2 separate regions of the Homo sapiens genome follow, and region 1 is linked to region 2. A link is a loop called in an ENCODE intact Hi-C map of the cell type or tissue named here. Cell type or tissue: ovary. All regions are shown on one strand. Links, peaks and the distances in the headings refer to the core of each region. The heading gives the core; the rest is flanking DNA.

What was found. Hi-C counts contacts between places; a loop is a spot of excess contacts. Peaks named below come from ENCODE experiments on the same cell type or tissue, not always from the same donor. Only the 100,000 strongest peaks of a DNase experiment are listed, where the experiment ranks them.
Region 1: it touches region 2 in a loop (5-fold over the local background); 1 of 110 quality-filtered maps calls a loop at or near these places.

Annotation. Positions count from the first base shown.
Region 1 is chr7:71,085,187-71,088,099 of GRCh38, reverse strand. No RefSeq gene overlaps it. Among named protein-coding and RNA genes, the nearest start is that of GALNT17, 46 kb to the left of the region's middle. In ovary, for the core only: no CTCF peak of the experiment used is centred there; a DNase peak (open chromatin) is centred at 1,160.
Region 2 is chr7:71,853,438-71,856,350 of GRCh38, reverse strand. The region is part of intron 5 of CALN1 (calneuron 1); the gene reads left to right. Among named protein-coding and RNA genes, the nearest start is that of MIR3914-1, 550 kb to the right of the region's middle. In ovary, for the core only: no CTCF peak of the experiment used is centred there; no DNase peak of the experiment used is centred there.

The sequences.
Region 1 (2,913 bases), core at 137-2,636, 770 kb after region 2:
GAAAGGATGGTCTCTGTAATGCTTGTGTGAGTGCAGCTCCAGGACCTGGACAGCTACCAATGCAGGTATTGCCAGGGCAGGTCGTCTTGTCAGGGGTCATGTCCCAGAAAGGAGAGCCAAGCCACATTGCCACCCTCAAGGGCTGCTTTGGCCCAAAACAGGCCTACACAAAGAATGCCCAAGGAAGGAAAAAGACCAGGTCCCGCCTCCTCCTGCCACTCCTTTCGCTGGCCTGGTACCCTGTTGCCTCTGCAGAACAAGCTCCAAGAACACTCACTCCCGCCCTGGCTTTGTCCCCAGTATCCTTCTCCACCCTCCCTGATTGTGTTCTCTCTCTAGTCCTTTTTTTTTCTTTTTTCTTTCTTTTTTTTTGGAGACAGGATCTCACTCTGTCACTCAGGTGGGAGTGCAGTGGTGCAATCACGGCTCACTGCACCCTCAACCTCCTGGGCTCAAGCTATCCTCCTGCCTCAGCTTCCCAGGTAACTGGGACTACAGGTGCATGCCATCACACCTGGCTAATTTTTGTATTTGTTGTAGAGATGGCATCTCACCATGTCGTCCAGGCTGATCTCGAACTCCTGGGCTCAAGCGATTTTCCCGCCTCAGACTCCTGAAGTGCTGGTGATACAGGAGTTAAGAAATTACTTAGGCAGATAGTGAGGGTGCAGAAGTTCTTGGTAACATTTTCCTTTTCATGAAAAGCAGCCCCAAATAATTCTGGTTTTTTTTCCTTTTCTTTTTTTGTTTTTAGATGTAGTTTCGCTCTTGTTGCCCAAGCTGGAGTGCAATGGCATGATCTTGGCTCACTGCAACCTCCGCCTCCCAGGTTCAAGCAATTCTCCTGCCTCAGCCTCCCAAGTAGCTGGGATTACCGGCATGTGCCACCACACCTGGCTAATTTTTGTATTTTTAGTAGAGGCGGGGTGTCTTCATATTGGTCAGGCTGGTCTCGAACTCCCGACCTCAGGTGATCCACCCGCCTCAGCCTCCCAAAGTGCTGGGATTACAGGCGTGAACCATTGCACCCGGCCCCAAATCATTTTCTAACAAACAGCAACCTATACAGTCAAGCTACAGACATAGACGAGCAAGCCAGGCGCTTGCACGGGTAGATGCCGGCAGGAAAGAACTACCTAGGACTAGACATGTTCAAAATGGTGGCTCCATCCTCCCTTCTCCGCCAGCCAAGGGTACAATAAGGAGCTGACAAGATGGCTGCGGCCAAGGGGAGAGTTCATTTGCATAATAAGATTAGGGTGGACCACCAGCCTTCCCCACCTGCTATGTAAATGTCATATCTGATTAACCAATCTGTGACCCCTATGTAAATCAGACACTGCCTCCTCAAGCCTGACTATAAAGTCCCGGCATCCACCAGGCTGGTCTTTCCCTCTGGGAAGTCCCCTCTCTTTCTCACTAGAGAGAGAGCTGTTTTCCCTTCTCTTTCTTTTTTTTCTTTTTTTTTGAGACAGAGTCTCCTCTGTCACCCACGCTGGAGTGCAATGGCACGATCTTGGCTCAGTGCAACCTCCGCCTCCAAGGTTCAAGCAATTCTCCTGACTCAGTCTCCTGAGTAGCTGGGATTACAGGCGTGCCACAATGCCTGGCTAATTTTTGTATTTTTAGTAAAGATGGGGTTTCACCATGTTGGTCAGTCTGGTCTCTAACTCCTGACCTCGTGATCCGCCTGCCTCGGCCTCCCAAAGTGCTGGGATTACAGGTGTGAGCCACCACACCCGGCCTTCCCTTGTCTTCCTTTCTCTTTCTTTTGCCTATTAAACCTCCGCTCCTAAACTCCTAGTGTGTCCTAAATTTTCCTGGCATGAGATAGATGATGAACCCCAGGTATTTACCCCAGACAACATAGCCACTTCACTGGGATTACAGGCGTGAGCCACTGCGCCTGGCCTATATTCCTCTTTTTAATATTAAAGCACACTTGGCCTGATGATGCTTGCTGGTCTGCTGGAGAAGACCCCTCAGCTCCCTGGCCAAAGGATTGACCATTTCATCATTTACTCACTCACTGACTCTCATTCACTCAACAAACATGGATTAAGCATCCACTCTGTGTGAGGTGCTAGGTAGGTGCTGAGATACATTGGTAATCAAGAGATATGTGATTCCCACCTTGGAGAATTGGCAACCTGGCGAGTCATTTGCAGCATTCCCTAGACTTGCTACTCCTCTCGGATTTTCACATTGTGAGTGTATGTTGTTACTTAAAAAAAAAAATGGCTTTGGCCTGACAGTGGCTCACACCTGTAATCCTAGTACTTTGGGAGGCCGAGGTGGGACAATCCATTGAGCCCCGGGGTTTGAGACAAGCCTGGGAAACATCGTTAGAACTTGTCTTTACCCAAAAACATTAAAAATTAGCCAGGCGTGGTGGTGAACACCTGTAGTCCCAGCTACTTGGGAGACTGAGATGGGAGGATTGTTTGAGCCCAGGAGTTTGAGGTTGCAGTGAGCTATGATTACACTGCTGCACTCCAGCCTGGACACCAGAGCAAGACCCTATCAAAAAAAAAAAAAAAAAGAAGAAGATGATTAAATTTAGATTTTTGTGAATGGACAGATGGATGCAATGGATGGATTTTTTTTTTTAAGTCTAAGTCTTCAAAATCTAGTTTGTATTTTACACTTATAGCAGATCTCTAACCAGACAGATTTCATAATATACAGTTTAAAAAGTAGATTCACACACTCAAGTTATTCCAAACATATTCAGTTTCCAAAACTGAAAAGCATCATTTTTAAAAATTTAAATGTAAATTAATATAAACTAAAGAAAAGTAAAAATTCTGTTCCGCAGTTGCACCAGTCATATTTCTTTCTTTTTCTTTATTTTTTGAGATGGCGTTTCACTCTTGTTGCCCAGGCTGGAGTGCAACGATACCATCTCGGCTC
Region 2 (2,913 bases), core at 310-2,809:
TACCACTGCACTCCAACCTGGGCCACAGAGTAAGACCCTGTCTCAAAATATATACATACAAAATATTTACATTAAAATTAATGAAGGATTGCAGAATGAACAGCTCAGGAGTTTAAATATATGTATATGTATATTTATAAATATATATGTATATTTACATATGTATCACCCCAGGCAAGGGCTGTATATATGTATGTATGCATGTATATATTTGAGAGTTCCAAATATATATATGAAAACTCTCAAATATATACATGCATATCTTTAATATATTCATATATATTTGAAACTCTCAAATATATACATATCTACATATACAAAATACATACATACATAGAGACCCTGTCTCAATATGTATATGTATGTGTGTGTATATAATGTGCACGCACACAGACATAATATCAGTTGAAAAAGTGCCTTTGGAGCAAAACCAAAATAAAATAAATGAAAAAGCACTGCATTCAATGCACATGTAGTCAGGACTCTTAATGCCCACTACAGAAATCAACTCTGACCAATTTAAGCTGAAAAGAAATGTATTCTAAAGCACTGGGTAGCTCACAGAGTTGACAGGAAGGCTGGTGGGTCAGGCTTGGAGAAGGCATAGGAAATAAGTAAGGTATAGGGTAGCCAGCACCAGAGTCCAAATGCCATCACCAAAGCTACAGCAAGACCCTCACTGCCACTAGGGGACTGAGAGTGCCCACGAGGGACCACAACACCCTGGGTGCTGCCTAGGGTCAGACGGAACCTCCAAAACAGCTTCTTTGCAGCCCTAGCTCCAGATTGAAAGGCTGGGGTGCTGCATTTGAATTGCCAAGCCTGGGTCACATGCCCAAATCTCAGTTGCATGGGGGATGGTGACATTTATGGCCTTTGGGGCTTCCAAGTTGAGGTGGGGGATACTTACCAAGGCTCCTAAGATGAAGCACCGCCCAATGTAGAAAGGAAATTTGGGTGCCGTGTGCACCTAAAACTGAATGTCACATTTCCACTAAAGCAGTCATTGTCCAGCGTCAGCCAGAGCATCCCCTGGAAAGCTTCATGAAACACGGACTCCTGAGCTACTCCCCCTGATTTAGTAAGTCAGACTTGAGACATGCAAGTTTGCATCTGTAATCAGCACTCGGGTAATGCTGCCAGCCCATAGACCACACTTGGAGAACGACGCTAGAATGCATATTTATTTTTCAATTCCCCTTAGCATGCATTGATGCATACAATTCCATATCCCTTTCTTCTTTATTAGCTCGAAGTTTGAGTTTAAGCTGTGTTCACAGTTAGTATGAAGCATGTTCTAAATCACTTTCAGCCATCGGCAGTTCTTTACACAGAACCTCAGAACAGCACAGAGCTTTTCACAGTTCATAGCCCTTGTCCAGACAGGGTTAGCATCGTTTTGAATTGCAGCATAGTTTTGAGATGTATCAAAGAACTGTGAGATTTTCTGCTTCTTAATGTTTAAGGGAAGCCGTGATTTATTTTCTTTGTTTAATTGAATTAAGCTTGGCTTCACATTATATAGTTTTTCTTGGGAAATGAGCCCGAAGCTTCTGACAGTTATCACCCACTGACTGACAGACACTCACAGTGAATGAATCAGCTATGTGGCTTCTCCAAATCTGAAAATTTCTGTGATCTTTCGAGAGAGTTTGGCAACTTCAACTGCATCTAATTGCACTGTCTAGCATGAAACTGCCAATCTTCAAAGTAACTTTTTATTGCTACTTTGTAGTGTACACTTTTTCTTGGTTTTACTTGGAAAATTATTTGCAGTAGGAAAAAGAACCAGGTCCTTACAACAAACATGCATGTAACCACAATGCAGAATGAACAAACATCACCAACTTGCTATAATTGCTTCTGACCTTTTCTTTCCTCTTAAAATAAATAGCACATTCCTGATTTCATTGATATCTCTTTTGTATGCCATTTCAGTTTCTTTTTTTCTTTCCTTCTTTCTTTCTTTCTTTCTCTGTCTGTCTGTCTGTCTGTTTTTTATTGTTATTTTTTTAGAGGGAGTCTTGCTCTGTCACCGAGGCTGGAATGCAGTGGCATGGTCTTAGCTCACTGCAACCTCTGCCTCCCAGGTTCAAGAGATTCTCCTGCCTCAGCCTCCTGCCCGGCCTGTTTCTTTCTCTCCATTCATTTTCAGGAACACACACTGTCAATGGTTTGGGGTGTTTTCTTCTAGCCCATGTTGTGTAAAGACTTTTTAAAGCAAATATCAAGGATCCAAATTTAAGTTAAAATTCTACCATCTATTTGGCCTCTACCTCAAACCCTACACACACACACACACAAATTAATTTAGGCTGATCATAGTCCCAAAAGCATAGAAATATGTGGATTGTGGAAGAAAACAGAGTATCTTCACAACTGGAGGTAGACAAAGGTTTCCTGAACAGAACATGAAAATCACGAACCATTAAAAAATGGACTCATGGACTTAATCAAAATTTAAAACTTCAGGCTGGGCGCAGTTGCTCACTCCTGTAATCCCAGCACTTTGGAACGCCGAGGTGGGCGGATTACCTGAGATCAGGAGTTCGAGACCACCCTGGCCAACATGGTGAAACCCCGTCTCTACTAAAAATACAAAAATTAGCCAGGTGTGGTGGCACACACCTGTAATCCCAGCTACTCGGGAGGCTGAGGCAGGAGAATTGCTTGAGCCTGGGAGGCAGAGGTTGCAGTGAGCTGAGATCATGCCACTGCACTCCAGCCTGGCTGACAGAGCAAGACCCTGTCTCAAATAAAAAAAAAAAAATTAAAATTTCAGAATGACAGAAGATTTCAGTTAAACAGGAAAAATAATTTCAAAAGATCTATCATACATTGTGAAGACTCTCAATAAAGATATATTGTATACTTTAAAATTGCGGAGAGATTTTAAATGTTCTCATCACAAAA